Linked DNA regions of Homo sapiens: region 1 is linked to region 2. Evidence: chromatin loops called from intact Hi-C (ENCODE). Cell type or tissue: A673. All regions are shown on one strand. Each heading gives the region's core, and the rest is flanking DNA. Links, peaks and the distances in the headings are about the cores only. Region 1 has its middle 50 kb from the start of LINC01065. Region 2 holds the start of PCDH8 (protocadherin 8).

What was found. Peaks named below come from ENCODE experiments on the same cell type or tissue, not always from the same donor. Only the 100,000 strongest peaks of a DNase experiment are listed, where the experiment ranks them.
Region 1: it touches region 2 in a loop (4-fold over the local background); 3 of 110 quality-filtered maps call a loop at or near these places.

Annotation. Positions count from the first base shown.
Region 1 is chr13:53,193,757-53,209,758 of GRCh38, reverse strand. It overlaps the pseudogene PCDH8P1. Among named protein-coding and RNA genes, the nearest start is that of LINC01065, 50 kb to the right of the region's middle. RefSeq lists an enhancer at 7,114-7,831. In A673, for the core only: CTCF peaks have their summits at 7,622 (motif pointing right), 8,258 and 8,459 (motif pointing right); DNase peaks (open chromatin) are centred at 7,618 and 8,518.
Region 2 is chr13:52,842,299-52,858,300 of GRCh38, reverse strand. It overlaps PCDH8 (protocadherin 8), which reads left to right and starts at 9,661. Exons shown (of 3, transcript NM_002590.4): 1 at 9,661-12,495; 2 at 12,669-12,876; 3 at 13,368-15,412. The coding sequence starts at 9,865. The coding sequence ends at 13,741. RefSeq lists enhancers at 6,749-6,958, 7,633-7,927, 9,273-9,567, 9,698-10,587, 10,588-11,476. In A673, for the core only: CTCF peaks have their summits at 7,568, 7,769 (motif pointing right) and 11,167; DNase peaks (open chromatin) are centred at 6,530, 7,500, 9,630, 11,110 and 1 weaker place; H3K4me3 peaks cover 3,672 bases; H3K27me3 peaks cover 6,481 bases.

The DNA of each region.
Region 1 (16,002 bases), core at 4,690-12,689, 350 kb before region 2:
TTTTTTCTGAGACAGGGTCTCCCTCTGTTACCCAGGCTGGAGTACAGTAGTGTGATCACAGTTCACTGCAGCTTCAACCTCCCCAGGCTCAAGTGATTCTCCCACCTCAGCCTCCTGAGAAGCTGGGACTACAGGCACATACTGCCATGCATGGCTAATTTTTATATTTTTTGTAGAGATGGGGTTTCACCATGCTGCCCAGGCTGGTCTTGAACTCCTGGGCTCAAGAGACCCACCTGCTCGGCCTCCCAAAATGATAGGATTACAGGCGTGAACCACTGCACCCAGCCTATACCATAATTTTTTAAACTCTAAGCTCATTTGCTTACTGTGTAACCTCAAGCATATTACCCTCTTTAAACTCATTTCCTCATCTATAAAATTAAAGTAGTAATATAATTACCTCCTAGGATTGTTACAAGGTGTAAAAACAATAATTCATGTAAAGCATTTAGCACAGAACCTTGCATATAGTGTTTGATAAAGATTGCCTATTATTATTCTTAGGAATGCAATCATAAACAGACAAGATTCAGGAGTTATAAATTGCTTTAGGAATCATAATTAAGGTAGAAGCTAATATCACAAACACATGAGAGCCTCATTTTAAGAAAAGTAAAAATATCTAATTCTACATTTGTAAATTTGAGGAAAAGTTTTAGATTCTCAGCTTTTAAAAAATGTTTCCCACAGAATGCACTTACACAAAAAATTACTCTAAAATTTTCAAATATTATTAGATGTAACCCAAAAGACAGGTGTCCAATTTACTTTTAAGATATGTATCAGATAAAGCAAGGAACATTCACATTTGCCACAGTCTCTCTGGGGCCTAGACCACCCGATCTGGAAAGCTCACACTTCAGAGGACACACTGACTCTCGAAGATAACATGGGACTCAGAAACTAATTTCCAACAGCAGTAATTTTCTATGGCAGACCAGTGGCCAAAGGATTGAAGTTCTTCCTAGCTTCTTGCCTGAGCGTGGCTAAGGAATAAATTACTGGTTTTAAAAACTGCTGAATTATTTTTGGGAGAGTTTAGGAGTAAGAGCAGTAGGTTTTATCTGACTATTGCTACAAAATCTCTGAAGTTATTGGAATGAATATGAGGACTATAAATTTAAGGCACTATAGCAGAGGAGCCTTTAGAAATTCTCCAGCCTACAGAAAACCTTCTACCATTGAGAATTCTTGCCTTTAGACATTTTTTCAAAGATTATATAATGAATAATGTGTCAATTCATTTTAAAATACATGAAACATTAAAAGGCTAACTGTCATGAGCTAGTTAGTTCTCCACATTTGGAAGGGTGGAAAACAGACAAAAACACACATTTCCCCATATATGTGCTGAGCAAGGACAGTGGGTCATTGGCTACCTTCAATTCCCAGCCTGTGAAGGTAGACCTCCGGCTCATCCCTTCTTCCAGACCAATGCCGTCCATCAGAACGTTCTGTGATGATGGAAACATTTTATAGTGACTCTGTCTGAGACTGAAGCATTTTTCATTGTATTCAGTTGTAATTCATTTAAACTTAAACAGCCACATGTGGCTAGTGGTTATAGTATTGGGCAGCACAGTTCCTGCCCATCAAATCTTAATGACCCCCAGGCTCTTCTAGTTGGAGACACAAAACATCCTGCAGTTTGCTGACTCAATTCTTCCCACAGTCCGAGCCAATCTTACAGAAAACAAGACACAATCAGATGCTTCCATCTCATCACCCAGCCTTGCTGCCCCTGGATCTGGTTGGACCCAGATGAAGCCCAGCTGCTCAAGTAGCTTTTAAGTCACTACATTTGGGGCCCAACTCTTCCTTTAATCCTTGCTTTTATGCCTCAGTTTTCTCCTAGCATCCTGTTCATAGCTAGGAAGGAGTTCTGCTAGGAACTCTAGCCCAGATGGCTGAGGCCATAAGACACTCACTCTCTCTTGCTCTCTCTCTCTCTCGCTCTCTCTCTCGCTCTCTCTCACCATGCTCCTCCCTGTAGCCGCAGCCTCTGATTGAGCTGATGCTGTGAATGGGATAAGTGCCCAGAAACACATCATCAGCCACTGCCATTTGATTTTCACCCACTGCCATAATCTGCCACTGTTATACCCATGAAACACTCAGCAACTCTCTCAGAAGCCAGGCTAGAGAGACAATTTGAGTAACCCCCACTCAAATACTGCCTGCCCACAGCTTCCTCTTCCTCCTCACTGGGTCTCATGATTAAGGTCCGGGTCCAGGTTCTTAATTCAACTTAAAGTTATTCTGAAGTTGAATTGCATTCGCAGTAGAATCACATACACATTCAAATGTAAATGAGTAGCTAGACTGAATATTTATATTCATAAAAGGTACTAGAATATAAAATTCATGATCATTTATTATATTCATGGCAATAAAGACCACTTTTAAGACTTTTTGGTAAAATATCCTAGATTCTATAAAATCATCCTGTGCTGTGTCACGGATTGTCAACTTAATTTAAGAAAATGTATATCAAAACTAGAAGGCTCATGCATGTAACCTGGCTTGTAAACACTTGACAGAAATGACCATCTATGTGAATTGCAGCTTTTTAGAATGAAGTGGCATTTTCTGAAGTATGTGAAGGTGATCCATCCACTGAAGGATGATTTAATTCATCATTCTGTCCAACAATGGGGAAGTGGCATTGCTGGTCTGCAGTTTTGAACTCTGTCATAGACACTTGGCAGCCCTTCACTTGGGAGGCACAGACTTGAAAAGAACATCAATTGAGTTCTGAGTGTTCTGGTTGGAAATTTGTATTTTTCATCTGGGAAATGTGAGGGTAAAGGGTACTTGAAGAAAGTTCAACCCTGTAGCTATTTTCATGACGTGATGAACAATTTTTGCTGGTTTGAGATTCCTGGTTTAATTTTTCAGGATCCTTGAATGTTTTTCATCCTGAATAATCTGAAAAAAAAACTTGGAAAAAAGAGAATAGTTTAAAACTGAATGCTACATAGAAATATACTTTAAAATGTAAACAATATTCAGTTGTTCCCGGGCTGGTTTTCTAGCTGTTTGCTTTTTTCTTCCTCTGGATTTTCTGCCAATGACTTGCACCTCCACCTGCTGGTGTACTGAGGAAATGAAGTGGAAATAAAATTCAAGCAAGTCAATTAAACTATTTGCTGTAATCTTTAATACAGGTTTGGTGGGAGGAATGGGTGAAATTACAATCTAAAATGAAGTTTCTGAGGGCTGGTAGTATATTTATTCATTCATTTATGCTCTGTGTTAACTATTAAAAGATGCAAAAAAATTAAAATATTTTCATTAAACTTCTTATCTCCTTGCTATCAACATGTAATTCAATTATCTTGCCATTACCTATGTGTCATCCTTTCAATAATCCCACTAAAAGTTTTATAAGAAACTGCAGCAGAGAGTTGGAGGATAAACCAAACCATAAATCAGAGCATCTCATTCAAACTCAAAGACAGAAACATCCTCAGGAATGTAAACTGGCCCTAAATCTTTAAAAGACTCATAAAATAAGTGTTTAAGAACCTGCAGAAAAATATGCTACAGCAGAACATTAAAAGCATGAACTCTAGAACCAGACTTCCCAGGTTGGAGACCAAGCTCTGCCCCTCACAGCTGAGCGGCCTCAACCAAATTACTCGAACAGCTCTGTGCCTGAGTTTCCCATGTGTGAAATGGGGTCAAATGATAGTACCTGCCTAATAGCATTGTTGCATGACTCAAGTGAGTTTAATATTTATAAGGTACCTAGAACAGTTTCTGGTACATAAGAAGTCCTCTGTAAATGTTATTAAACAAATAAAAGGTTTTTGTTGAATACAGGTAAGAAGCAACGTTGTGACTATTATTACTAAGAAGAAATATTCTCTCAGGTTGAATGCATTGCCTTGATCACATTATCGTTTGCCATAGCAGCACTTTGAGTTATCATGCTTATTATTAGGAAGAAGAAACTAAGACAAGAATAAGCTGGTAATTTCCTAAATAGAAAATATAAACAATAGGAGTTCTGGTCCTTTGATTCTTTCGAAAAGGCTAATTTAACGCTAAGTGACCCGGAAACATAAATTCACTATAGAATCTTCAAGTTTTAAGATGACACTAAAATTTTTCAGAAAGTTAGGGAGTACAATGGAACTTCCAAAAAATACCAATACAATTTTACACTAATCTAAAGTGCAATATGATCATAAGAACTAGTCATACAAGTTTCAATGTATGCGCTGGTTAGACCACACCTTTCATTTATCCACCCAGTAAATTTGCTGATTTTTGTTTAGCTCTGTTTTTTTGTTTCGGTATATATCTGATGGTGGCCATTCAACATGGAACAAGAGACAAATAATAAACAAATAAATATACAAATAATGCCAGGGAGTGATAAATGCCAGGAAAGAAAATAAAGCAGAGTAAAGAAGATGGAGAGTGACAGGGAGGAGGGGCAATCTGAGGTTTGGAAGACCTCTTTTGATTAGATGGACATATGAACAAAGGCCTAAATGAAGGTGGGAAGCAATATGGGTATCTAGAGAAAGTTTACCAGGTGAGGGAACAGCAAGACCCTGAGGTCTGAGATGGAGAGATGCGTTGTGTATTCAAAAAACACAAGAAGGCCAATAAGATGATCTAAAACATCCTGGAGAAGAGGGGTAAGAAATCAGGTAGAAGAAAGAGCCAAGGGCAAGATAATGCAGGACTTTATGAGTCATGTGTGGCTGATTTACAAACATGAACCTCAAAACTCTTTGACAATTTTCTAGGGTAGGCACAGGGTCTTTGTCCCTGCCACTTGAATCTGGATGGGCTTAAGACAGCTTGGACTATAGAATATGACAGAAATGATCATGTAATTTCAGAAGCTGGGTCATAAAAGAAGATGTGACTTCTGTCCTGTTGGATGAATCATTCATGTTTGCAGCCCGAGCTGCCATGTGACTTTGCAGAGGCTGCCACGCTGTGAGAAGTCAAGCCACGTGTAAAGAGAACATGAAGCTGCCCTTTTTCCCACTCCACCAAGTCAGCTCTCCTAAACTTTGGCTCATCCCAGCCCACAAACCTGGCATGTAACTAAAGAAGTTTTCAGACGGTTCCAGCCTCCAGCCATCATATCATCCCAGCTAAGGCCCCAGATACTTTGAAGCAAAGATAAGCCATCCCTGCTATACCTTGTCTAAATTGACCACAGAATCCACGAGCATAAAAAAATGGTTGTTTTATGCCACTACATTTTAGCCTGGCCTGTTACACAGCAATAGTAATTAAGACATCATGATAAGGATTTGGGATTTTATTTAAGTGACAAGTATTTGGAGAGTTGAGTAATGTGACCTGATTTATGAAGTAAGAGACCAGTCTAGTTCTCATATGCAGAATGGTCTGCAAGAGGGCAAGAGTAGAAGCAGAGGAGCCAAGTTTGAGGCTAGTGCCATTGCCGGGCAAGTGATGACAGTGCCTGGGGTAGAGTGGTAGCAATGAATGTGGTGAGAAGTGAATTGATTGAGAATATATTTTGAAAGAAAATTCCACAGAATTTGCTGATGGATTGAAAGTTGTGTGTAGGAAGAAATAAATCAAGAATAACACCAAGGATTTAAGCCAGAGCAAGCAACTAAGTGAATAGATGTGTCATTTTTACTGAGATATCGACACTAGAGGAAAAACAGGTTTGGAGAATAGAAACCAAGAGTTTAGTTTTGAACATATAGCGTGTCCATTCAGAATCCAAATGGAGATGTTGAGTAGGCAGTTGTGTAAACGAATTTGGACCTCAGAAGAGAGGCTGGTACCGAATCACTGTATACAACTTCATGTTCCTCATTTTAGGAAATATGTTGAACACTAGAGAATATTCAGAGGAAGGTAACCAGGAGGTGGATGCTTCTGGAAGCCCCTCATTAAAAAAAAAAAAAAAAGTCAAAGGAAATGAACATAGATTGTGCAAAAACACCTGTTATGGTGAAGAGGCATTTGAGTCAGTAGGACATACCATTAGGACTCCTCTTTAAGTAAGATATTTTCTTTTAGAGATTAAAGATCTAGTGCCCATTTTCATGGAGACTAACACAAAATACCTCATAATTGATAATGTCTTCACCACAGGAGCTATCACTCCATTACCAGACACCATTACAGAGAATTGGGCCTAAAGCACACCCCCAAATGACACAGCAGATGGACTGGATAGAATGAGGTTGCGTTGGTGCAGCATTCTGTAAACAAAGCAAAGCCAAACAAAATCACATACTCATAGGTTTCCAGCAAATGGAATCTTAGCCTATATAAAATTCATTATCTATTATGAGAAACAGATGTTTGTTGTTTAAACCACCCAGTCTATGGTATCTTATTAAAGCAGCCTGAAATGACCGAGACACTCCCTCTATGAATATATAGTTGGGGCCACTTATTTGGTAGTGTAATTAAGTCAGGAATGAGTCTTATGATGCTTTGAGAGGAAGAGCTTCAAAGCCACAGGTTTGAACTTACCCCCTTGTTTTGCAATCATTTGAAAGGATGTTTTCTTGAAACCCTCTCTGCTGATATCCAAATGGCTGTCATTCAATTCACTGTCTCCTTTTCCACTGTCCTTCATACTGAATTCATCTAGATTTGAATGTATACTGAAAGTGAAAAGGAAAGAATTACTTTGGTATCCATAAAAATGTATAAAATGTCAAACACATTGCTTAGAGATAACAACATATATTCTGAAATTACCTTAAACTTGCCGCAGATTTATTTTCTCCATAAGGGGATGAGGAATGAAAAGGAACTGAGATTGAACCCTATTTTTAAAAAGGGGTGAGAGCAGCAGTTAATAATATTTCACCGTCTAATATCAAACCCGACAGAGCAGGCGCCGCATTCCTCATCCGGAGTGCTTCAGAAACAGCATTAACCTGAGGGTCGACTGTATCCAAATTGTACGCAAAGGAAGTTATCATAGGCAAAAACAGCAGAAACAGACATGGGCCTACATGAATGAACATGTGATAATCAAGTCTCCCCCTAACCTTGCCTGTGGATAATTTTTCCTTTCCAAAAAAAAAAAAAAAACAAGCCCGGAAATATCAGCCATTTGAAGTCCCAAATCAAGCACTGAATTTTCATAAGGCTCCTAGCATGAAAAACTACTCCAAGAGAATGAGGACACTAAGAACGGCAGGGGTGCCCTACCTGGGCCCATGCAGTCCTGCTCCTCTCCCGACAAGAGGAGCTCCGAGACACCTCACTGACCTCAGACTAGGAATCCTCCACAGACTCGAACGCCTGGGCCCCTGTGGAAATGGAAACTGTCCGTGTGTCTATAAAGAACCTGGAGCAGAAGCCCCCAGAGTCAGCCCCTATGGCTCTGACACGTGGACCAGCATGGTCACTCGTTGCCTGAAATCTGCTTGGGGAGTGCTCACGGATCTTCTTCACCAGCGTCCTAGCCTTGCCTTGGCAAGAACAAGTCACAGTGATGATGGCCACTAGCAGAAGGATGCAGCCGCTGGCCAAAACACCCACCAGAACAGGGAGGGTTCAAGCTGCCCTCCCATTCGCTGCCTGATGCGTGGCTCTCCTCTCTCGTGCGGCGGCGGCATCAGCACCACTTCTGCGCCAGGTGGCGCCCGGCCCGCGGGCACGAGAAGCAGTGTGGCTGTGCACTCAGAGTGGGCCGGCCTCAGTCCCGCACCGCGATGACCGCCGTCAGCGGGCCGGCGGGCTTCGGGGACAGGCGGCGCTGCAGAGACAGCTCACCCGAAGCCGGGTGCAGCGCCAGCACCCCGGGGCCGCCGTCGCTGTCGAGGACTAAGTAAGTCGGCTCGACGTCGGCGCCCTAGTCCTCGTCTTTTGCCTGCAGACGGGTCAGCAGGTAGCCCAGTGGCGCATCCCAGGGCAGAGGCAGCTGGGCTGAGCCGTGGGAGAGCAGTGGGGCCACCAGGCGGGGCGCGTGGTAGTTCTGGTCCTCCACCTGCAGCCACACTATGGCCAGGCCCCATAGCGGCTGAGAGCAGCCGTCTAGCGCCTCCAACCGCAGCTGCATCTCCGCCAGCTCCTCGCAGTCAAAGAGCCGTCGAGCGCGCAGCTCCTGGTGGTTGGGTCCACCGAGACCTAAGTGGACACAGCGCCCCCGGCGCGGCCCACCTCGGCCTCCAGCAGCCGGTAGGTGACCTGGCCGTTGGGGCCCAGGTCCGGGTCCAGGGCGGCCACCGTGGCCAGGTAGGCGCTGGGCGGGGTGTTCTCACTCACAGATACCTCATAGACCGGCCGCGTGAAGAGCGGAGCATTGTCTTTCTCGTAGCCCACGCGCACCGTGTAGGGCCTCCTGGTGCACAGCGGGGGCGCGCCGCGGTCCGCGGTCACCAGCGTCAGGTTGTACTAGGCGATGGGCTCGCGGTCCAACGACCCCGCGGTCACCACCAGGCAGCTGCCCGCGTAGGCCCGCTGCAGCCGGAAGTGCACCTGCCAGTAGAGGGCGCAGCGCATCTGCCGGTTGGCGCCCGAGTCCCTGTCCGAAGTGCTGACCAGAGCCACCAGACTCTCGCGCGCCGCCCACTCCGGCACCAGCGTGGCGGCGCCAGCCTCGGGCGTCCTGGCTCCCGCCGACTAGCTAGCGTCCGCTCCCCCGAGGGCAGCGGCGGCGGCGGCGGCGGCGGCGGCGGCGGCGGCAGCGGCGAAGGGCGAGGCAGCCGGCGCGCCTGGGGCGGCCAGCGGGGTGATGGCGATGTCGGGCGCGTTGTCATTGACGTCGCGGATGCGCAGGATGACCTTGCAGGCGGCAGCGCGGTCCTGCGCCCGCACGTGCAGCTCGTAGGTGTCCTGACTCTGGTAATCCACGGGCCCGGCCAGAGTGAGGCGGCCAGACCGCGGGTCGAGCTGAAAGAGGCGGCGCGCCTCCCTCTGGGTGCAGGCGCCAAAAGCGAACACCACGTCGCCGTTAGGGCCCTCGTCGGGGTCGGCTGCGTCCAGGTCAAGAAGCAGGGAGCCCACAGGCGCGCCTCCGCCAGCTCCACTTCGGCCACCGTGCCCTGCGGGAAGGCCGGGCTGTGGTCATTGGCGTCCAGGACACACACGTTGAAGACAGCCGTGGCGGAGCGCAGCGGGCGGCCACCGTCCAGGGCCACCAGCTCCAGGCTGTCGGCGGCCTGGCTCTCGCGGTCCAGCTCCTGCAGCAGCACCAGGTCCGCACACTGAGCGCCGTCCGCGCGCTTCTGCAGCTCCACGCGAAAAGGGGCTGTGCGGTTGGGCCAGGCGCACGCTCTGCAGCCCATTGGTGCCCACGTCCTAGTCCACCGGCACCTCCAGGGTGCGTGCACACGGCCGCACCCTCAAACATCTCCACCGGGATCTGGGCCCGGGGGAAGCGCGGCGCGTGGTCGTTGACATTCCTCACCTCCACCTCCACGTGCACCAGCAGGAACTGTTCCTGCGAGAAGCTGACCACGTCGAAGACCAGCACGCACTGCGGGGCCTGGCCGCACAGCGCCTCGCAGTCCAGGCCGGTGTCCCCGACGGTCAGCTGCCCGTAGCCCTCGCGCACCCGGAGCAGAGAGCTGTTGAATTGTTTCATCAGCTGAAACTGACTTGGCACCTCGCGCTGCGAATTAAACTGGACGTGATCAGACAAAACACCGACGCTGGTGCCAGGGGTGTCTTCCTCACAGGTGAGGAAATTGACAGTATCGGTACAAAATCCTGACACTAGCAGCAGCCACAGAATCAGCAAGGACTCCAATCCAACCCTGCATGAAGTGTCAGCAGGAAATCTGAGCCTCCAGCGAGACATTTATTCCTCAAAGAGAAAAGCCAATCGCAAGCTCTGCACTAAGACTTTCAGGCTTCTCAAGCCCTCCCGAGTGCCGAGTGCTCAGTCAGAAAACACTTTTCCCCTTAGAACATCCCATCACTAAGTCCTCTCTGCTATATACTTGCTTTTCTCTGCCCCAAGCCTAAGCATGCCTCTTCAGAACCCTACTGGGGGAGCTACATACAGAAGAATATGCAAATAATCATCCATTTGGGCCAGTCCACAGTCTCTGGGCCTCTGGGCCATGCTGTTTCACTAAAGGACCCACAGAAGGGCCTGAAGAGCTGACCAGTGGCCAGGGTGGTGCAGGTGGTTATTAAGATCTCTGCACTATAAAAACACATCCTGCTTGCTTTTCCATTGTACTGGCCTCGCTTCGACAATAAGAGCAGGAATCCACAGCCACTTTACTCCTTCCTAAGCAGACTCACATATTCCCCACACAGAGGCACATTTGACCCTCTTTACCATTTTAAGATAAACGTATACATGCTTAGTGCAATGCATCCTCTGCCACCTACAGTTACCCATCTATGTTGGGTTGTCATTTCCTATATTGAAAGATTTTTGGGAAACATCTTCTAGAGTGTCAGGCAATGTCTAATTAGGGAAGAACTGTTTTCCAAAATAATCATTTCTAAATAGTTTTTTTCTACAGCAAAGAAACCATTAATGATGAAATTTCAGCCCCTTCATCTCCTTTTATGTCAGTAATTACTTATATGTGAGGAACCAGTATCAGACAGAGAAGTCTGTCAACCACAAACCACTGTAAGGGATACTTAAGGGTAAGAAAAAGATTTAGAGAAATATATTGCAGTCAGTCTTGTTAGAAAATTGCTGTAGACCAATTATTTTTTAAAAGCCCTTGGCTGAAGGAAACCACGGGTGGTCTGATAGGCTGAAGGCTAAAAAAACATTAAACCATCTGTCTAAAGCCCAATAAATAGTCCTGTGTTAAGTTCTTTTTATGTGTGAAGTGTTCAAAATGCTAAACAGTCTCACATGTTAATGATGACATTGTTCCTCGTGCCATGGAGTCCTCATCAGTGCAGAATGTTATTTAACTAGTCATCTCAAATCAGTGAGTAGGCGGAGTTATTAATATGCCCAGGCTATTCTTGTCTCCTCTATGATCTGTAATGTTATTGATTCCTGCAGGGACATGTCAGTAAATGACTTTTTTTTCCTTTCATTCCGAGGAGGCAGTTGGCATTTATTTCAATGCCAGGACATATGAATCCTGTTCTGAAAGTGAGCCATCTTTGATGAGATAATTAATTTTCAGGGGTTTTCATTTAGTGAAGCATTTGGCAATGACTCTAATTACAAGTACCGGTGACCGGTATTGGGGAAGTATACTGGGAAGCATGAGTTCATTTGAGCGGGGTACTCTGAGATCCTAAAAAGAAAAAGTACTCTATTTTCCTAGATTTTTAATTTTGCCTAATGAGGCATCTGTCTGAGGAAGAGAAGAGCTCTACTTCAGCCTGGTAAGAACAGACTTCTTTTAAGCCAGTATCCTCAATGGCATGTTGGACAGCTTTCTTTCTTTCTGAGAACCAAGTATCTCTGGAAGTTCCTGGTTATTCAGCCTCTGGGTCTCAGGGAAGACAAGAGAATCTGGTTCTTCCACCGAACATCATAATTGCTATATGTCCCTTAACTGAAAACTGAATCTGCTTTAGCTGATGTCTTTAAAAGGTGCCTGCTTCCATATGTATTAGCCAGGAGAGGGACCCATTTAACCACAGTCCAAGTCTCATGTCTTCCTCTTCTCCTTTAGCTCACACAGTTCCTGCCAGGCCTACTCTCAGCTAGTCTTCAGCATTACTGTTTTTCTGATTATCCATGATCAGAAAAATCATTCAGCATACTGAAAATGAAGAACAGTCCATGACTCCACCTACAGAACATCAAAAGATCCAGATAAAATATTTTAAAAAGCAAGCAATCAAACATATTACCTCCACAAAACTAAGCATCTGGATACTTATGTTTGGAAACATCCAGCTATGATATTCAAATGCTTGATTGCATTTTCCCCCACGTTTCCTCCAGCTGTTTGGCATAAAGTAGACCATCCATGATAAGAAGTGTGCCATATTGTTAGTGATTCATTATTAGCGCTATCATTGTTTCATACTAAACAACCACCTTATTAAAACACCGTTTTATGAATGAGAGACAGCTGGAGTTTCAGAAAAGAAACATTTTTCTGAAGCAAAAATCAGTTCTGTGCCAGTAGAATAACAAGCTGAATAATATAGAAACTGTATGATCTGTCCCCCTAGGGATATGTCATCAGGAAGCTGTGTTTACAGCTCTGGGCTGCTGGTACACTCATGTTACATTCTGTTGACTCTGTTAGATAAAAATCTGTCTGAATATTAAAAGCATTGTGGAAAAAAATTTGCTTTATGTTATGTGTTTTCCCATTTGCCAGCATATTGCCAAACTATAATTCAAAAAAAAATGTGTTTTGATCTCTGTTGGAGTCAAAGATAAAGCAAAACAAACAATAGACTGAAGGGGGATACCATACCACAGGAAGACCAAAATGTGAATGAAGCAACAATTTGTTCCTCTTAGTTTGGTTTTAAAGGGTGAGGATTTTGGTGAACTCCCTACAGAGTTTACTTTTGTTCCTAAAACAAAAGCAACAGATATGCTAGTGTTCCCCGCAAATGTCAAGAAATCAGATCTGAAAAACAGGATTTATATTCCAATCATTTAAATAAAAGATTTTCTGTGTTATTGAACACATAACACCAATGTATCCACACACTAGAGCACACTGTATGTAAAGAAACGCAACTTTCATCAAAAACATGGGAAAATATTAGCACCCTAATGAATACTGTCTGTGCCTTTGCATATTTCCCCTTTCCTATTACAGAAAACCAACAACATATGTTTGGGGAAAAAATTAAGCCATAAGAAAGTTTCTAATTTGCAAATTTGGCTGGATTATTGCATCCATGTGTCAGAGTAAGCATCAAGTTACACAGGACCCTGAACTAATACTTCCCTAGGCCAGAAACAGTTTAGTGCCATTTAGAACAAATCACTGTATGTACTATACTGAGACCCATTTTCATTTCTCAACTGAACAAACATTCTGGAGACGAATGAGCAAAATATTATCAAGTGCAATGTTACTGTCTTCAAGAAGTAAGTTCCAGAAATTGAAGCTATTAAGACTGTTTGAAAGAAAACAAATCAACCTAACAGCTTTTTTAAAATTTTCTTTTTTTAAATCATTGCTTGAAAAAACTGAAGTCAATCTTCAGCAGTATGAGTCTCCAAAGCAGAGAGAAATTGTTTTAAGTTATTTCATAACAAGTATCATTATCTCACATTCTTGTTACCCCATTGTATAATCAATTTGTTATTAGGTCTTGACTATGCGGTTATTTATAACAAAAGTTGTCAGCAAATTGCTGGTCTTTTTCCTGTGAAATCATTTCAGAGAAAATAACTCAGCCCTGAAGTCAGCCAAAACACCCTCTACAAGAGTAGCATAGAAACAAATGATATTTTATTCACTACTTAAGTGCTTTAACCCAGATAAAATCACAGAAAACCTCTATAAAATATCAACACCAATCACAAGTTCCCCTCAACATAAAACAAGGATTTAAATGATGTAGTCTTCATTTAGAAAAAAAGTTTCCCGTAAAGATCATTATATTAATAAAAATAATAAAAATATTATCAAAACTGTGAATCTTAAATCCTACATAAAATTACTTCTTAAACTACTGGTATTATTAAAATCTCTGCATGAAGGAAATTAAATCAATGAATAATAAAAAAACATTTTACTGGCTGGGCACAGTGGCTCATGCCTGTAATCCCAGCACTTTGGGAGGCTGGGGCAGGCGGATCACGAGGTCAGGAGTTCGAGACCAGCTTGACCAACATGGTGAAACCCCGTCTCTACTAAAAATACAAAAATTAGCTGGACATGGTGGCACACACCCGTAATCCCAGCTACTCAGGAGGCTGAGGCAGGAGAATCGCTTGAACCCAGGAGGCAGAGGTTGCAGTGAGCCAAGATCACGCCACTGCACTCCAGCCTGGGCAACAGAGTGAGACTCTGTCTCAAAAAAAAAAAAAAAAAAATTACCATTTTGGCTCATTAATCCAAAGTGAGTTAGTGAAATTGACTTTGGTACTTGACTTTCAGTTACTGGTTCATGCTTTGTGTCCTTCCCACCCTGCAAGCAAGAGGCTTTCTCCTTCACCAGAGAATGTATCAAAGCAAGATGAAGGATAAAAATTAAAGACTGAGGGGCCAGGTACAGTGGCTTATGTCTGTAATCCCAGCACTTTCGGAGGCCAAGGCAGGAGGATTACTTAAAGCCAGGAGTTTAAAACCAGCCTGGGCAACATAGCAAGACCCCCTCTCTACAAAAAGTCAAAAAATAAAAATAAAAATAAAAAAGCCAGGTGTGGTGGTGTGCACTTGTAGTCCTAGCTACTCAAGAAGCTGAGGGGGAGAATCTCTTGAGCCCAGGAGTTCAAGGCTGCAGAGAGCTATGATCATGCCACCGCACTCCAGCCTGGGCAACAGAGTGAGACTCTGTCTCTAAAAAAGAATAAAAATTAAAAATTAAGACTGAGAAGCAATTTTTCTTCTGTGCCTTATTTTGTCCTCATCTCTTTTCCTCTTAGCTGAGTCCCTCTATTCCTACTCTGCACAAAAGCTCATGTCCACCAGCAATTAGAACACTTTCAAGCCCTTTATCAAAAGATGTTTAATCACATATTGGTAATGCAATGAAGCAAACAGCCTTGTTAGAAGAAAATACTTACACATTAAAAAAATTAACTCACCATAGTTTAGAGAAGGTCACAAGTGCCAATGACACAGACCAAGTTATAGGAAGTACAAATGAGAAGCCATCTCAGAGTTTACAGATAAGTTTACCATCAGGCCGCACATGGTGGCTCACACCTGTAATCCCAGCATTTTGGGAGGTAAGCAGATCACTTGAGGCCAGGAATTCGAGACAAGCCTGGGCAACATGGTGAAACCCCGTCTCCACTAAAAATACAAAAATTGGCTGGGCGTGGTGGTGCCCACCTGTAGTCCCAGCTACTCAGGAGGCTGAGGCAGGAGAATCACTTGAACCCAGGAGGTGGAGGTTGCGGTAAGCTGAGATCGTGCCACTGCACTCCAGCCTGGGTGACAGAGGGAGACTCATCTTCAAAAAAAAGTGAAAAAGATCACAATCAGCCAAAATTTCCAGTAATGGAGAGAACCTAGGAATGATGTGAACAAGATGTGGAGAAGGGCAGGCACAGACCCTACAGGGACTGAGTAGGCCAGTTGGTTGCAGTGCATGGGTCAAGAACAATATGCAGAACAAGTATGAATGGATGGCATAGCTGAGGAAGACCTTGATGCTAAGCTAAAAATTTTCAACACTTTTAAGACAGCAGTCAGAAACCATTGAGGTTTGTGGAGCAAAGGATTGTTGATGTGTGTTTTATTAGGAAAATATGGATGATTGCCTTTCTAAACATTGATGAAATCCTTAAAAATGATTGTGCTTTATGTGAAGCTTTAAAGCAGCATCCAGCACAATGACTGCCTTGTAATAAATATTTATTAAATAAATAATCAAGGCAGTATTGTATGGTGTACAACTTTTGCCAACCTCAAAAACCCACTTAGTAGCAGAATGAATTAAAGACAGACCGAAAGTAAAAAGAAGGTCATTTAAAGTGCCCCTGCCATCTAGGTACAGGATGTTGAAAGCCTGACCCATGTGTAGCAAGAAGTATAGGGTGAGACCTGAGAAACATTACTTAGGAAGAATTGGTAGGACTTCATGACAGATAAGCTCTGCAAGATGGAGATGAAAAAAATAAATGGTCCCAAAACTTGTGGATGGCTAAAAGAATGGTCATGCTTTTGTAGTATTCCCAAATACTGAGAAATAAAGTACTTCCAAATAGAATTCCCAAAACTTCCTTCTACTCACTAGCTGGTTGACCAAAAAGACTTCATCTCTTCAAACCTCAATATCTTCAGGGAATAATGCCTACCCTGAGGAGCTGCTTCGAAATTTAAGGAAGAAAATGTGAGAGGAGAAAAAAGCCCAGTGCCTAGCAATCTGTGGGACTTTAGAAGACAACTGTGTCCTTTGTCATAGGCATTTCACAATACACTGTGATTTATTTATTTAAAG
Region 2 (16,002 bases), core at 3,904-11,903:
GTTCCATACCCTCTCCCTTCTGCCACAGCAAGGAGAAAGTTCCAGATGGTGGCTGGTCAATAAGCCTGGGTCCCCAAGTGAGAACAGCATGTAACACATCCCCCAGCCAATTCATGATGGACATGGAGAGTAAGAAAGAAAGAAACTTTGCTGTTTGAAGACACTAAGACTTCGGGGTTGTTTGTTACTGAAGCATAACTTAGCCCATCCTGATGGATATAATCATCCTATGTTATGGAAACCCTATCTCAGACTTAAACAAGTTATGTTTTGCTATTGCCCCCTACATTTTCTCCTAGAAGCCTACCTGCACAGTTGACCTCAGTGGGCAGCCTTTCCGGTCCTTATAGATTTCATGGCACCTTATTCCTAGAATTCCCTCTCCAAAATAATCTAGTCACAACATTCCACTCCTGGGGAAAGCCACTCCATTCCTCCTTTTCCAAAAGTCCAGCAAAAGCCTCCACTGGGGTTTGATGGAAAGGTGTGTAATCTATCACACATCCTATATTGTTCCCTTTTTCCAGCTCCCAGCCCTGAAGGATGCAGGGCCCGGCGGGGCCCCCTGGCCACTGAGGGAACAGGAGTCACCCAGTCGCCGTGTTCTGACAGCTTGTCACATTATTTTTCCCTGTGGGGGCTCTGCTCCCTCCATCTAACCTTCTTCTCTGTCCCCTGAGACCAGAGGCCTCTATACAAGGCTCCTGAGGCGAGGCAAAGCAAAGCAAGATTGATGCCTTACGAACGGCCATGCCCGGGAGGGCTCGCGGTTCAATGCATAGAGCAGCCCATTCTTCCCCATTTCAGGTTCCCACACTGGACACCAAAGCAGGAGCTCAGAGCCAGGGCAGCAAGAATTCAACCTTTGTTCATCCTCCGAACACAAATAATCCACCACATTCCCCAATCTCTCCAACACAGGCCCTCGCACCTCGCCTACTCAAAATCTTTCTGAAGGTGTCCCAGGCCCTTTGGACAGAGGAGCTGGAATCAAAAGGTGATTCAAAAAGTTTAATTGTAGCATGAAAAAAAAAACCCACTCATTTAAATACTGGCCAAGGAGAAACCCATCTCCCATTCCCACACCCACCAATGTGCCTTCCTCCCCACTTGCCCCATTAAAGCAAGTGGTGCTTGAGGGCTATAGACTGGGTAATTCTGCTACAAAATCATAAATTAGCATGAATACCAATGGTTTACTTGCATCCCTAGTCCCCTGAATGTGCAGGTAAAAGCCCCCTAAAGGCTCAGACCTAAGAGCAGGGCTCTGGGACTTCCAGGGGGTGTCAGGCAATACATATAAAAATGATTTCATCTAAATTCTCTGAGAGGTTTCATAGACCAAAGCACCTCTGAAGGACAAAGAGACAACTGTAAAATTACCTGAAAATAAATGCTTCTAAAGTGGTTGGAAGGAATCCAGGGTAAGGGATATTCGAGGGCCAATAACTAATCCATCAGCTCTTTTTTTTTTAATCCCACATCTGGATTTTTTTTTCCAAGGCCATAGCCTGTCACCATGCAGTTTATCAGCTGTCACTCCATCTCAATTCTGGGTGACGTGAGATCAATGGTGTAAAACTGCTCTCAGATCTATAGAGAAATTTATAACATCAGGCTCCACCGTGTCTTGGCTGGTCCTGGGTCCCAGGGTTCTGAGGCAGAGGCTGCCATGAAGACTTCATTTCCATTTCAAAAGTGGATTGTGACCCACTTAAAGCAAGTGAGTTCAAGCTGTCAGATGCAAAGGAAGACCTAAGTCAGAAGTCTTCTGCACTTACAGAACAATGTTTTGAGGAGGAAGAAAAAAGACTAGCCAATGATTAAAATTCTCTCTGCCTAGAAAAGGCTCTAGCGACCTGCCTTAATTTCTTTTAAGTCATGTGGGATTTATTAATAACAAAACCCTAAATTTGTAGCAACATATTTTAGGCTCTGAGACCAATTAAACCATCCAGTTTATGTAACTATACAACTCCTGCATGTAGTTTAGGCACAGATTTGTGGTTCTTCACTGAAGGTTTACTTCATTACCCACAACCTCTTTTTCCCCCATGAACTCTGTAATCTCTTCCAATTCTGCCTCAAAGTGCCCAAGCACCAAAAACAAGGTCGTAGGAACCCAGGCCACATCCCATATCCCACACCCTCCAGCCAAAAGGCTCCAGGGAAATTTTTAATTTCTTCCTCACACACACTGAATCCTTCGGGTGTTAAGGGAAACACCCCTGGGCCATGGACAGCTGGAGAACATCCCACTTCCACCCCACCATCATTTGTCATGGACAGATGTCCAACAGAAGATACACTGAGGTGCCACTAGATTTGCTTGTGGTTGAACCCAGAGAAGCCTCAACTTGTTGAGAAAAAGTAAATCCTCTCTCCCACCACTGTCCATCTGCATTCTTCTTGGAACTAAACTCAAGAGGAGGCTCCCAGGAGGAAATGCATTCTCCAGAGGGCTGGTGATGGCTGGAAAACACCAACCAGCAACTCCTACACCATTTGCTTCAGCTCCTGGTTGGAGGGAGATGGGACTCATAGTAGGAAACACAGTCCTCAGGCTCAGCCCATAGACGAACAAGTGTCATCAGAGTGTGCTCTTCTCTCCCCTGAGTCTCTTGGGATTTGGCCTTACCAGTCACTCACTACTCTTCCCTAAACAGTTACTTGAGAGAATTACCCTTGACTTTCCTTCCAGGTCAAATTTCCACCAGCGCAGGCTTCTTTCTCCACTTCCCTTTCCCTGCACCTGATTTTCTTTCACTTTACTCTGGTGAGCCTGTTTATGTCAGGGTGACATACTTCAACACTCTCCATTGCCTTAAGAGTAAAACCCAAATGCCTTAACAAGATACACAAAGCACCCACCTGCTCACCCCGGCTTTCATCACCTCTCTGTACTCACTAGGTCCTTTCATAGAGCCTTACACCCCAGCCCTGAGACCTTTGTTTCACTTGCTGTTCGTCCTGCAAGGAATGCTTTTTTCATCTCCACCCCTACCTTCTCCCTTTCTACTCCTAGCTAATTTCTATTCATCCTTCAAAAGTCAACTCAAATGTCACCCAAAAGCTTTCCCTGAGTATTCCCATTTCCCAGCACAATTTGGCCTCCCTCCTCTGGGCTCATACAGTCAGGCAGAGCATACCTGTACCGTTCTTAGGCCCCGTGCCACATGTCCAGATATTCCTCTTCCTCAAGAAGCCACCTGTGATCAGCAGCGGTGTGGGCCTTCCTCACAGCACTTCTCACACACATTTGCTGTCTGATTACTCTTCTGTCTCCTCATCCTCAGGGTTGGCAGGATCTAACTTTTTATTTCAGAACAGTTTTACATTTATAGAAAAATTGTAGCGCTAGTCCAGAGAGTTCCCATAACCCCACATCCCTTGTCATTAACATCTTACTATGGTACTTTTGTTACAATTAATAGCTAATATTGTTATTATCTAAAGCCCACATTTTATTCAGATTTCCTTGGTTATTCTCGGATGTCCTTTTTCTGTGCCACAATACCACATTACATTTAGTCATCATGTCTCTTTAAGCTCTTGCTGTGACAGTTTCTCAGATTTTCATTGTTTTTGACTATTTTGACAGTTTTGAGGCATACCGGTCAGTTTTTGCAGAATATCATCCTTCAGTTTAGTTTTATCTGATGTTTTTCTCATTATGAGACTGAAGTTCTGTGGTCTTGAGGAAGATCACAGAGATAAAGTGCCATTTTCATCACACCACACCTAGGGTGCATACTGTCAACATGACCTATCACTGTTGATGTTGACCTTGAGGACCTGACCAAGGGAGTGTTTGACAGCTTTCTCCATGTAAAGTTACTCTTTTTCTCTCCACTCCATACTGTATTCTTTGGAAGAAAGTCACAATCCACGTAGTCCATACTTAGAGAGTGGGAGATTATGATCCACTTTTTTGTGGGCAGAGAATCTACTACATAAGTTCTTCAATAGTCTTCCTTGTGGTAGAATTGTCTCTTCTTTCCTATTTATTTATTTGATCATTTATTTGTATCAGTATGGATACTTTATTTTTTAATCTGTTTCCACAGCATTTATCACAAAGTCTAGAACTTAGTAAGTTCTCAATAATATTGGTTGAGAGAATGAAGGTGTTACAGACTGACCTCCAAAAACTCATAAGTTAAAGGCCTAACTCCTAGGACAACAGACTCTGACTGTATTTGGAGACAGAGCCTTTAATCAGATAATTAAGATTAAATGAGATCATAAGGGTGGGCTCTAATCCAGTATGACTGGTGTCCCTTTAAGAAGAGGAAGAGATACCAGGGAGCTCAGCACACAGGGAAAAGGCCATATGAGGACACAGAGAGAAGGCGGCCATCTGCAAGCCAAGGAGAGAGGTCTCAGGAGAAATCAACCCTGTTGGCACCTTGATCTTGTACTTCGTGCCTCCAGAATTGTGAGAAAATAAATGTTTGTTGTTTAAATCACCCAGTATATGGCATTTTGTTATGGCAGCTCTAGCAGAGTAATAGAGGGGTCAAACACTTTTTGTACCTTGGCTCAGTATAAGTCAGCAGGAGGTCACCTGCTGCTCCTAGGCATTACACTATCCAGGCATTCCACTGTCCAGGAGGGAAAGTCCCTTGAAATATTCTGCTCCTCCAGAATTATGGGCTCCTGTCCATTAAATATCTGTATCTGTAGGTGGTTTCAGTCAGAATACATGGCTTTTATAGAAATGAGTAGGAAAAAACTCTACTGAGAACTCCTTTTTGTCAACATCTGATCTCAACTAGCAAGTAAGGTACCAAAAGGTTTTGAAATGACATGAGGGCACAAAAATTGGTGGAACCCTCAGGTGACCATTGTCTCTTTCCTCTGGGATCTATATACCTACCACAATACCTATTATTTCCAGAGAGGAATGAGGGAATTGGGGAGACAGTTGTCACCAAAGCAAAGAAGCAGACAGGAAATGGGAGAGTTATTTTTCTTTCTGAACAAATCCCTCGCCTATAAAATAAGAGGTTTAGATTACATAGTCTTTGATGTTTCTTCCCTGTGCTTTAAAGGGAAATAAAAACTAACATGTGTTCCTAAGCACCTGATATTATATCATTTTACACAGTCTTCAAAACAACTTTGCAAAGTACTATTATTATACCCATTTTGCCGATAAAGGAACTAAGATACAGACAGGCCGGGCGCCGTGGCTCATGCCTGTAATCCCAGCACTTTGGGAGGCTGAGGCAGGATGATCACTTGAAGTCAGGAGTTCAAGACCAGCCTTGCCAACATGGTGACACGGTGAAACCCCGTCTCTACCAAAAAATACAAAAATTAGCTGGGTATGTGTGGGGGTGCAGGCCTGTAATCCCAGCTACACAGGAGGCTGAGGCATGAGAATCGCTTGAGCCCACGAGGCAGAGTTTGCCATGAGCGGAGATCACGCCAGGGCACTCCAGCCTGGGCAACAGAGCAAGACTCCATCTCAAAAAACAAACAGAAAACAAAAACAAAAAACAATACAGAGAGAAAATAATTTGCACGGGTCACACAGCCAATCAGTGTAATGATCAGATTTGAACCCAAGCAGGATGATTCCAGATCCTGCAGTCAACAGCTGCGTTCTGCTTCTTATCAGGTAAAGCAGGTCTCCCAGAGTGACACACAGAACACACAAAATGAAGAGTGGCCCAAGATCTGGAAATGATCCAGGGTTTGTGAGCATCTGGCACTGGAATCAATCCAAAATCAATGTTTAAATAACAGTTACCTTCACCCCCAAATTGTCTCATTGTCTGACTGCTGAATTTGAATCAGGGCTATGGAGAATGCTGCTTTGTGGTTTACTATACAGTTTAAAAGTCACCATGCCTATACTGACAGCCCAACAAATACACACACAGAGAGAGATAACTTTAAAAAAAAAGAAAAAAAAAGAATTTGGAGTGTAGAAAACAGCTTGGTTGCATTTCTAGTGCACCAACCCCAGAAAACCCAGAGGCTTCAGAATTTGATGAGATTTTTGCAAAGTGTGTTTTCACTACAAAAATGAATTAGATGCCCCGAAGAGCTTCCTCTGTTCTTTGCTTGGCCAAGCACTTGCTGCAAACTTCCCTGAGGGGTTTACCCAATGGTGAGCCTGTAGGAGGAAAAACCAGGGCCCTGGGCTTATTTTTAAAGGAAAAAAAAAAGTAAAAGTTTAAAAAATAACCCCTCTTCATCCATCCTTAGAATTACACTTTCCAGTGAAGTCTAGTACCCTTTCCTGGTAGATATAATCCTAATTAAAAATAAATTACATGCTGTATAGAACTTGAAATGGACAAGATAATCCTATTACATATGAGAATATATCCTGATTTTCTTTCCCGCTAAACTGTGGGAGATATCAGATCAGTCTGAGCCCCCCATTGTCGCCTCTTTGAAAACTTTCCTGGAGCCCTAATCCATCACGTGACGCCCATGTCAATCTTGGTGTTTGCACGCGAGTTTCACAATGCCGGCATTAGGCTCGGTAACAGAAACCCAGCTTTGCGGAGCCCGCAACATTTGCATTCCGAGAAAACGCCGGCCATTGTGGAGCTGTGTTTGTTCTCAAGATTGCGAGACAGTTGCCGGCGAAGTTGCTAAAACCGAGAGAAAGGGGCTCCTTTGGGCCTGCCCAGACCTTTTGGTATGATAACAAGGCGATTCGAGCGGCTTTTGTGAGGCCTGATCAGCACCCGGGCGGGCGAGCTCCCCTCCCTTTCCCCTACTCCTCTCCAGCGCCACCTCCCCGGACATATTTTCCTTCCCGGGGAGTTGCTGCGGACGTTGATGTGCTATTTTAAATCGTATTTCCATAATCGAGTGGCTGTCCGCTGCCGGCCCGGAGCTCACGGTGTTCGCGTGCCTTCACACCTCCACCGCCGGCACGGAAAGACCTGTGCGCGCCGGTGGCGGCTGGAGGCTCGCGGCTCCCTTCCCGGGCTCCCCGGCTCCCAGCTCTCAGCCTCCCGGCGCCGCCGCCGTCGTGGCTACTTCCGATCGACGAGGGCCTGGCCGCGGAAAAAACACTTTAGACCTGCTACCAGCCACCCTACACCCCTCCTCCCGCCTCCTGGCTTTTGCCTGCCCCTACTCCCCTTTCCTTTTCCCACTTTCAAGCACGCCTTGGTTTATTTCAGCCTTGAGAATGAGCATGCTGACGCGGAAGCACTTTGAGTAGAAATTGCAAGTAGTTCCGAATCTCTGGCCAAGCGAAAAACCCAAACTTAGCGCGTGGCGGGGCTCCCGAGTCCAGCCCAGAACTGCGGGGTGCAGATGCGCAGGGGGCGCTGGCGCGAGGTCCGGGTCCCAGCCATTCGCGGCCGGGCTGTGCTCGCGGAAACCGCTGAAATCCCTTCCTTTGGGACTCCGGCCCCATTTCCACCCACTTTCCCCACCTTCCGGGTCCTCCGCCCGGCAGCAGCAGCGCCAGGCGGGCCTGACCTTGCCCTGGGTACGCCAGCGGAAGCGCTGAGGCCGCTGTCCACCAGCCAAGTTCTGAACCTGTTCCCGTCTGGGTCTCCGGGGGAAGAGGGGTGAGGAGAGATGACGTTAGCCTAGGGGCGCTAAAGGTCACCAGCCAGCCCCAGGTTGGGGTGGGAGTGTTGCGGGGCTCGGAAGGAAAATAGAAAGTTCCTTCGACTGCGTGTACCCCCCAAGGAATATCTCTTGGGCGGGGACGGTGGGAGGGCTACATACTAAATCGCACTTGGGAGATGGAAGACAGCGGAAGAAAGGGCTGCGATTTGGGCTCCTGTAGGGGGCGCTCCTCCTTCCACGTCCCCACGCGGCTGCAGATGCCTGGCCTTATTGCTTTTAGCATTCCCAAGACTACAAGGTGGAAGAGGTGGAGAAGGGAACCCAGAGACACACCCCTCTGAGGAAGTCTCCAGCCACTCATCATCCCCCTCCCCAGTCTTATAAGAGCTTGTATTTATGGATGGCTGGAGCTGCATGTTCCGCTCTCTGACAATTCCAAGCACCTCTCATCCCTGCCACCCAGCTCCCTGCTTGGTCTCCCTACTCCAAGGAAACTCCTGACCCTCTTCTGAAAAAAAACCCAAAACACACTCCCTCGAGTTTGAGGGAAAGGAAAACATGGATAGGACGCTGACAGCAGGACCAAAATCGGGATTCTGAAGAATGTTTACTGAATTCAATCTACTTACCAAACCTATCGCCTAAAAAGAAAAATTTCTTCCAGTGAGTGGCTTTTGTTTTTTACCTTTCCTCCTTCGTGTGTATTTGCATAGCCTGCTCAATAAAGCCCTTCAGTAAGAATCATTAAGAATCCGTCTTGTTGCAGATCCGAGCTCCATCTCCCTGGCCGTCAGGGATGGGAGGGGGCTATCTGTGGGGCAGCGCAGCGCCCGGCCAGCCCCAGGATCCGCCCAGCCCAGATTTTGGCAGTGCCGAAGCTCCACACTTTCCTAAGCAGATGGTTAAGTTCCCCCCACGTTCCTGCCAGGTTTCAACGTCACGCTGTGATTTTGTTCTTCTGGAACCGGACGAGTGTTGCTTCCCAGAGTGGCCCTATTAGAACAGAAAGAAAATCCTCTAAATAGGCGGAACAAGGCATCAGGAGGAAAAAGTTCTCTAAATGCACTTTAATACGAGCCGGGTATTGTGTGGAATTCAGCGCCCATCACCGTTTAGCCGGAGAGTTATGGCAGTGATTGGGGATGAATAGAGGAACATAATGGATACATGTGGCGTTTGCTCATTATATTCAAGTTAGTCCAACTCCGCTGTGGAAACTGTTCAACTTTCTCTCCCCTTAGCTTGTCACAGTGAAATAATACAGACATTGGGGCCTCCAATGGGATCGCCTGCCACACCATTCTATTTCCACTGCTAACGAGGGCTTCATAAGCCTTTGATACAGTCTGATCTTTGAAACCTTTCCAAATCTCCTCAAGCTTATGCTAAATCCTATTTGGAACTTTTTTTTCCTTGCCTGCTAGCTCCCAGGGCTTAAGAAGGCCACTTGGACAGTGACGTGCATACTAACATATCGCGGGGCTCTTTTCTGAAAGGGAAGTGGCAGCTCTGATCACTGGGGCTCACACGAGCAAAACACAATTGAGTACACAAATTTGAATAAAATCAATTTTCCCTTATCCTTCAGGCTTCTTAATCGAGAGGCTATTCCAGGCACCGTAGCTAGGAGAGAAGGAAAGCAGAGCCTCATTCAGCAGAGCAAGTCTGTGGGTAGGGGGCTGCAAGGGTTTGGAAGCGTCAGAGGTGCAAAATGCAGAGTGTGTGTGTTGGCAGGGGCTGGGGGAAGGCGGAATCAGGAGCCACTGGGGTGAAACCCCAGCGTGTTCGCACTTAGTTCTAGCCGCGGCACGGAGGGAGGCAGGCGACAATTAACAAAACCATCCGCTCCTTTTACTCCTGGAGCCCTGTGCCAACTCCTCTACATGCAGGGTGCTGACAAGAAAAGGGGGAAAAAGCAAAAGGAGTTAAACAAAAGAAAGATTCCCTAATTTTCCTTTCTTGTTTTCCCCTCTAAGCCTTTCCACATTAAAGGGATTGTCAGAGGCAGGCGGAGGGGCGACGCGAGGGGGAGGCGGCCATTGGCTACCCGGCTCGGGTGATTAGCATATCGGCGGCTATAAAGGCAAAGGCGGCGCGAGGCGGCGCAGCTTCTGTAAGAGACGGAGAGGCGCAGAGTGAGGGCGGGTCCGCGCGTCCTCAGAGCCCGCTGGAGGCTCGGAGCTGCTACCCGCAGACTTCTCCCGCACAGGGCTCGCAAAGAGCGTGATTCCGAGAGCCTGAGACTGACGCCCGACCTGGAAACCAGAGAAGACTTCCTTAGCCTTTCGGATCGCACTTGAGGCTGGAGGCATGAGTCCTGTGAGGCGTTGGGGCAGCCCCTGCCTTTTCCCCTTGCAGCTCTTCAGCCTCTGCTGGGTGCTCTCAGTGGCCCAGAGCAAAACAGTCCGATACAGCACCTTCGAGGAGGATGCCCCCGGCACGGTCATCGGGACCCTGGCCGAGGACCTGCATATGAAAGTATCGGGTGACACAAGCTTCCGCCTGATGAAGCAATTCAACAGCTCTCTGCTCCGGGTGCGCGAAGGCGACGGGCAGCTGACCGTCGGGGACGCCGGCCTGGACCGCGAGCGGCTGTGTGGCCAGGCCCCGCAGTGCGTGCTGGCCTTCGATGTGGTCAGCTTCTCGCAGGAGCAGTTCCGGCTGGTGCACGTGGAGGTAGAGGTGAGGGACGTCAACGACCACGCGCCGCGCTTCCCCAGGGCCCAGATCCCGGTAGAGGTGTCCGAGGGTGCGGCAGTGGGCACGCGCATCCCCTTGGAGGTGCCGGTGGACGAGGACGTGGGCGCCAACGGGCTGCAGACCGTGCGCCTGGCCGAGCCGCACAGCCCCTTTCGCGTGGAGCTGCAGACGCGAGCGGACGGCGCTCAGTGCGCAGACCTGGTGCTGCTGCAGGAGCTGGACCGCGAGAGCCAGGCCGCCTACAGCCTGGAGCTGGTGGCCCAGGACGGCGGCCGCCCGCCGCGCTCCGCCACGGCTGCCCTCAGCGTGCGCGTCCTGGATGCGAATGACCACAGCCCGGCCTTCCCGCAGGGCGCCGTGGCCGAAGTGGAGCTGGCGGAAGACGCGCCCGTGGGCTCCCTGCTTCTCGACCTGGACGCAGCCGACCCCGACGAGGGACCTAACGGCGACGTGGTGTTCGCATTTGGCGCCCGCACCCCGCCGGAGGCGCGCCGCCTCTTTCGGCTTGACCCGCGATCAGGCCGCCTCACCCTGGCCGGGCCCGTGGACTACGAGCGTCAGGACACCTACGAGCTGGACGTGCGGGCGCAGGACCGCGGACCCGGGCCCCGCGCTGCCACCTGCAAGGTCATCGTGCGCATCCGAGACGTCAATGACAACGCACCCGACATCGCCATCACCCCGCTGGCCGCCCCAGGCGCGCCGGCAACCTCACCCTTCGCCGCTGCCGCCGCCGCCGCTGCACTCGGGGGAGCGGACGCTAGCTCGCCGGCGGGAGCCGGGACGCCGGAGGCTGGTGCCACTTCGCTGGTGCCGGAGGGGGCGGCGCGCGAGAGCCTGGTGGCCCTGGTCAGCACCTCGGACAGGGACTCGGGCGCCAACGGGCAAGTGCGCTGCGCCCTCTATGGGCACGAGCACTTCCGGCTGCAGCCGGCCTACGCGGGCAGCTACCTGGTGGTGACCGCGGCGTCGCTGGACCGCGAACGCATCGCCGAGTACAACTTGACGCTGGTGGCCGAGGATCGCGGCGCGCCCCCGCTGCGCACAGTGCGGCCCTACACGGTGCGTGTGGGCGACGAGAACGACAACGCGCCGCTCTTCACGCGGCCGGTCTATGAGGTGTCGGTGCGCGAGAACAACCCGCCAGGCGCCTACCTGGCCACGGTGGCCGCCCGCGACCGGGACCTGGGCCGCAACGGCCAGGTCACCTACCGGCTGCTGGAGGCCGAGGTGGGCCGCGCCGGGGGCGCCGTGTCCACTTATGTCTCGGTGGACCCAGCTACCGGAGCCATCTACGCGCTGCGCAGCTTCGACTATGAGACGCTGCGCCAACTCGACGTTCGCATCCAAGCTAGCGACGGCGGCTCCCCTCAGCTTTCCAGCAGCGCCCTAGTGCAAGTGCGCGTGCTGGACCAGAACGACCATGCGCCAGTCCTGGTGCACCCGGCGCCAGCCAATGGCTCCCTAGAAGTGGCGGTGCCTGGGCGCACCGCAAAGGACACGGTTGTGGCCCGTGTGCAGGCCCGGGATGCAGACGAGGGAGCCAACGGGGAGCTGGCGTTCGAGCTGCAGCAGCAGGAGCCGCGCGAAGCCTTCGCCATCGGCCGCCGCACGGGGGAGATACTGCTCACCGGCGACCTCTCGCAGGAGCCACCCGGTCGCGTGTTCAGGGCGCTCCTGGTCATATCCGACGGCGGCCGTCCCCCGCTCACCACCACCGCAACTGTCAGCTTCGTGGTAACAGCAGGGGGCGGGCGTGGGCCGGCTGCGCCTGCCAGTGCAGGAAGCCCGGAGCGTTCCCGCCCGCCTGGCTCTCGGCTCGGGGTGTCCGGGTCGGTGCTGCAATGGGACACGCCGCTGATCGTCATCATCGTGCTGGCCGGGAGCTGCACGCTGCTGCTGGCCGCCATCATCGCCATCGCCACCACCTGCAACCGCCGCAAGAAGGAGGTGCGCAAAGGGGGGGCCCTCCGGGAAGAGCGGCCCGGGGCGGCGGGCGGCGGAGCCTCGGCTCCCGGCTCCCCGGAGGAGGCCGCCCGGGGAGCCGGGCCCAGGCCCAACATGTTCGACGTGCTCACCTTCCCTGGCACCGGCAAAGCGCCCTTTGGCAGCCCCGCGGCGGACGCGCCTCCGCCTGCGGTCGCCGCGGCCGAAGTGCCGGGCTCAGAGGGCGGCAGCGCCACTGGGGAAAGCGCCTGTCACTTCGAGGGGCAGCAGCGGCTCCGCGGCGCGCACGCCGAGGTGAGGCCTTCCTTCGGCTGGGCGCCCCCCTCCGAGCTCCGCGGACAGGCTGGGGGAAGGGAGACTGGAGGGGTAGGGTGGGTGCATTCAGGTAGACAACCTGTCGCACTTGTTTTTTGTTTGTTTCTTATCCAACCCTCCCCCCACTCCCATTCCCCTATTCCCTGCTGCAGCCCTACGGTGCCTCCCCGGGTTTTGGAAAGGAGCCGGCGCCCCCTGTGGCGGTGTGGAAAGGACACTCCTTCAACACCATTTCTGGCAGAGAAGCAGAGAAGTTCAGCGGCAAAGACAGCGGTAAAGGGGACAGTGATTTCAACGACAGCGATTCCGACATCAGCGGGGACGCTCTGAAAAAGGATCTCATCAACCACATGCAGAGTGGTGAGGACTCTTCTTTCCCGCCAAATTCGGCATTCCTCCCTTCCCTCCCCTTCACCACTGTTTGCCTCCTCTCAATCTCGGTTCCCAGCCCCCTTCCCTCTTCCCCACTTTTTCTCACTCCTACAGCTGCGGATACGGGCCTGCCTCACACGGTGAATTTCAAAATGCCAAGTCGAGGCAACTCCAGCTCTTGAATAAAACACACCCTCATCCTGTTAGGCAGCAGCATGGGTGATGCTAGCCATTAAAAAGTGGGTTCTGCTTATCAATTTTTTTTTTCACTTCCAGCTGAAGAAGCTGGACCAGCTTTGCATTAAGATGGCTTTACAGGAAGCAATGTGCCTTCGATTCTTGAGACACGGTGTATATCTATGCGCACAGCCTTTCCTTTCAGCTGCCCTGACCCAGGCTGACATGCTGAAGATGGAAGCCTGAATATGTATAATCTCAGGAATAATCGTCATGCTGTTTCCTTTTCCCTTTCGTATTAGGACTGTGGGCGTGCACCGCTGAGTGTAAGATCCTGGGCCACTCTGACCGCTGCTGGAGCCCATCCTGCAGCGGGCCCAACGCACATCCATCGCCTCACCCACCAGCCCAGATGTCAACCTTCTGTAAGAGCACGTCACTGCCTCGGGATCCTCTGCGCAGGGACAATTACTACCAGGCCCAGCTGCCCAAGACAGTGGGGCTGCAGAGCGTCTATGAGAAAGTACTGCACAGAGACTATGACAGGACAGTCACTCTGCTCTCCCCTCCCCGTCCAGGGAGGCTCCCAGACCTGCAGGAGATTGGAGTACCCCTCTACCAGTCCCCTCCTGGCAGGTACCTGTCCCCGAAGAAGGGAGCCAATGAAAATGTGTAATCCCATGCTGCATGTCTTCACACATATACAGGTCACTCCGAGAAGCCCCTAAGTTATTGACCGGTTTCAGTGTTGTATATATAAATATGCAAGATGTGCCTTACAATGAAGTTGTTGGAAGCTATTTCCAATCACATTGGTACTGTTTGGTATTTGCAAACAAAAATGTAGTTAATGTAATTTTTATGAAATGTGTGCAGTATTTAATTTTTCTTATGCTATTGACTTTGATTTCAATTGCGGCTTGCCATTTTCTTAGTGTTTTTAACCTGTACATTGTGTAATGTAATGTTTGTATATAATGAAATTTTGTTATATTTTTATATAATAAAAGCTAAAGTGGAAGTTATTGCCAAAGGAACTGTCTGTAAGACAAAAAACAAAACATGTTGGAATTACTTAATTGAAATTTATCTTTCACCTGAAACAACCTAGTGTTTGAGAAATTTTGCCTTGCCAAGTATAACTTGTATATCTTGACTCTGTGGTAGATTTCAAGTTCAATGTTATTTAATTACATTTGGTTTTCCGTAAACCGTGTCACTTATAAGCACAGTAATAAAAGATTTGTCATGTGTTTGAAGAATCTGCCAATTGCTTTTCATGAAGCTGCCTATAGTCAGACATTCACAAATAATTTGAGTATCAGAATGAAACCTTCTTTCAAGTGCTAATTATTTGGGCATTATTAATGTTCATGACAATATTAAACCTGTAGGATTTCAAGTATTGCAAAATGTCACCCAAGTATTAAAAACGTGTGTTGATTTCATAAATTATGTGCATCTCCATATGTATTAGTCTATAAAATCCCTGCTCTCATTTATTCACTAGGTAAATATTCATTGAGCAGCCACCAAAAAGTGAAGAAAGCTAAGTTTGGGTTGTTCATTCACTAATTAAACAAGCATCTGTAGAACTTTTACTAGCTGCTGGTACCTCCTCCTCAAGCTGGAGTTTGAGGTGAAGAAGACGTAGTCCCAAAGAGCCCTCAGCTTATTCGGGGTGTTAGTATCAAAAAGACTAACATCTTAGTCTTTTGGAATATAATAGGTTCCCACTACATTCTGTCCTACTTCCTCTTTCCTTGCCTTCCTCTGGAGCCAGTCTCCAAAGTAACTATCAGCTCTATTCCACTCAAATTTATGGGCAAAATGACATGATGTTTGGGATTCGCTTTAAAATGTTCTAGAAAAAAACACAGGGAGCTATGTGAAACAAGATCGATTTGATAAGATATTGATAATTGTCAATGCTAGCATAGGTGCATGTGAGGTAGGGAAATTTCAGCAGTATCTCTAAATGTTTGTGTTTGAAAATGTACATAATGGAAAGTCTTAAAAAAAGACACTCAAGAGTACTATGCCTATGTCTTATACTCTATGGATTTCATTTGAAATTAAAATGATGATAAGCATAATGAGACCTAACATTTACTGAGCAAGTCTTCTGTGAGCAGAGCTCCTTACCAAGCATTCTGCATGAATTATCTCATTTAATCAGCAAACTACCCCCAGGATATGGGAAGTATCATTAACTCCATTTTGCAATTAAAGAAACCGAGGCACAAGAAGGTTAGATAAAATGCCAAAAATCACACAGCTAATAAGTATCCAGGGTGAGATTCAAACCTAGGTTATTCAGTGCAAAAAATAAAACAAAGTAATGAAACAAGTTGTTTTTGATTTGCTTTTTTTTTTTTACCTGAAAGAAACAAGGAGTTATGTAGAAAAGTCCCAATGCATTGCCTTTGCTGCATGATTACTGTTTAGCCCTTTATATTTGTGAAGTGCCTGTGTTCCTTTATTACTAATTATAGAGTGTGCGGCAGTGTAATGAATAGAGAAGGCCTCAAAGCTGCCTGTTGAAGTCATAATTGAAACCAGTGGTAGCTCCAGGCTGAACAGCAGGGTGGGTACACACAAGTGCTTCACCACCCACAGCCCGTGCAAAGTTCAGCCGTTTCTGCAGGCAACGGAGTCGCACGTGCGCCTGACAAGCTCAGACCGCCCAGACCGTGGGTTCCGAAAGAAAACATTACAGCTCCAGAGCCATGATGGCCAGGCCCTAGGGGAACAGACTCCCAGGTAGACCTACCATTATAACATCTAAAACTTTATTCTCGAGCCAGCCTCATCAAACGCAAAATAGAAGAATGAATGATCCCACTGCAGTCTAAAAGCATCCAGTCTCTGAATGTGTTTGCTGCTTTTGTCCTTCAAAAGTAAAATAATGTTATTGTCATTATTTTATTTTGTACC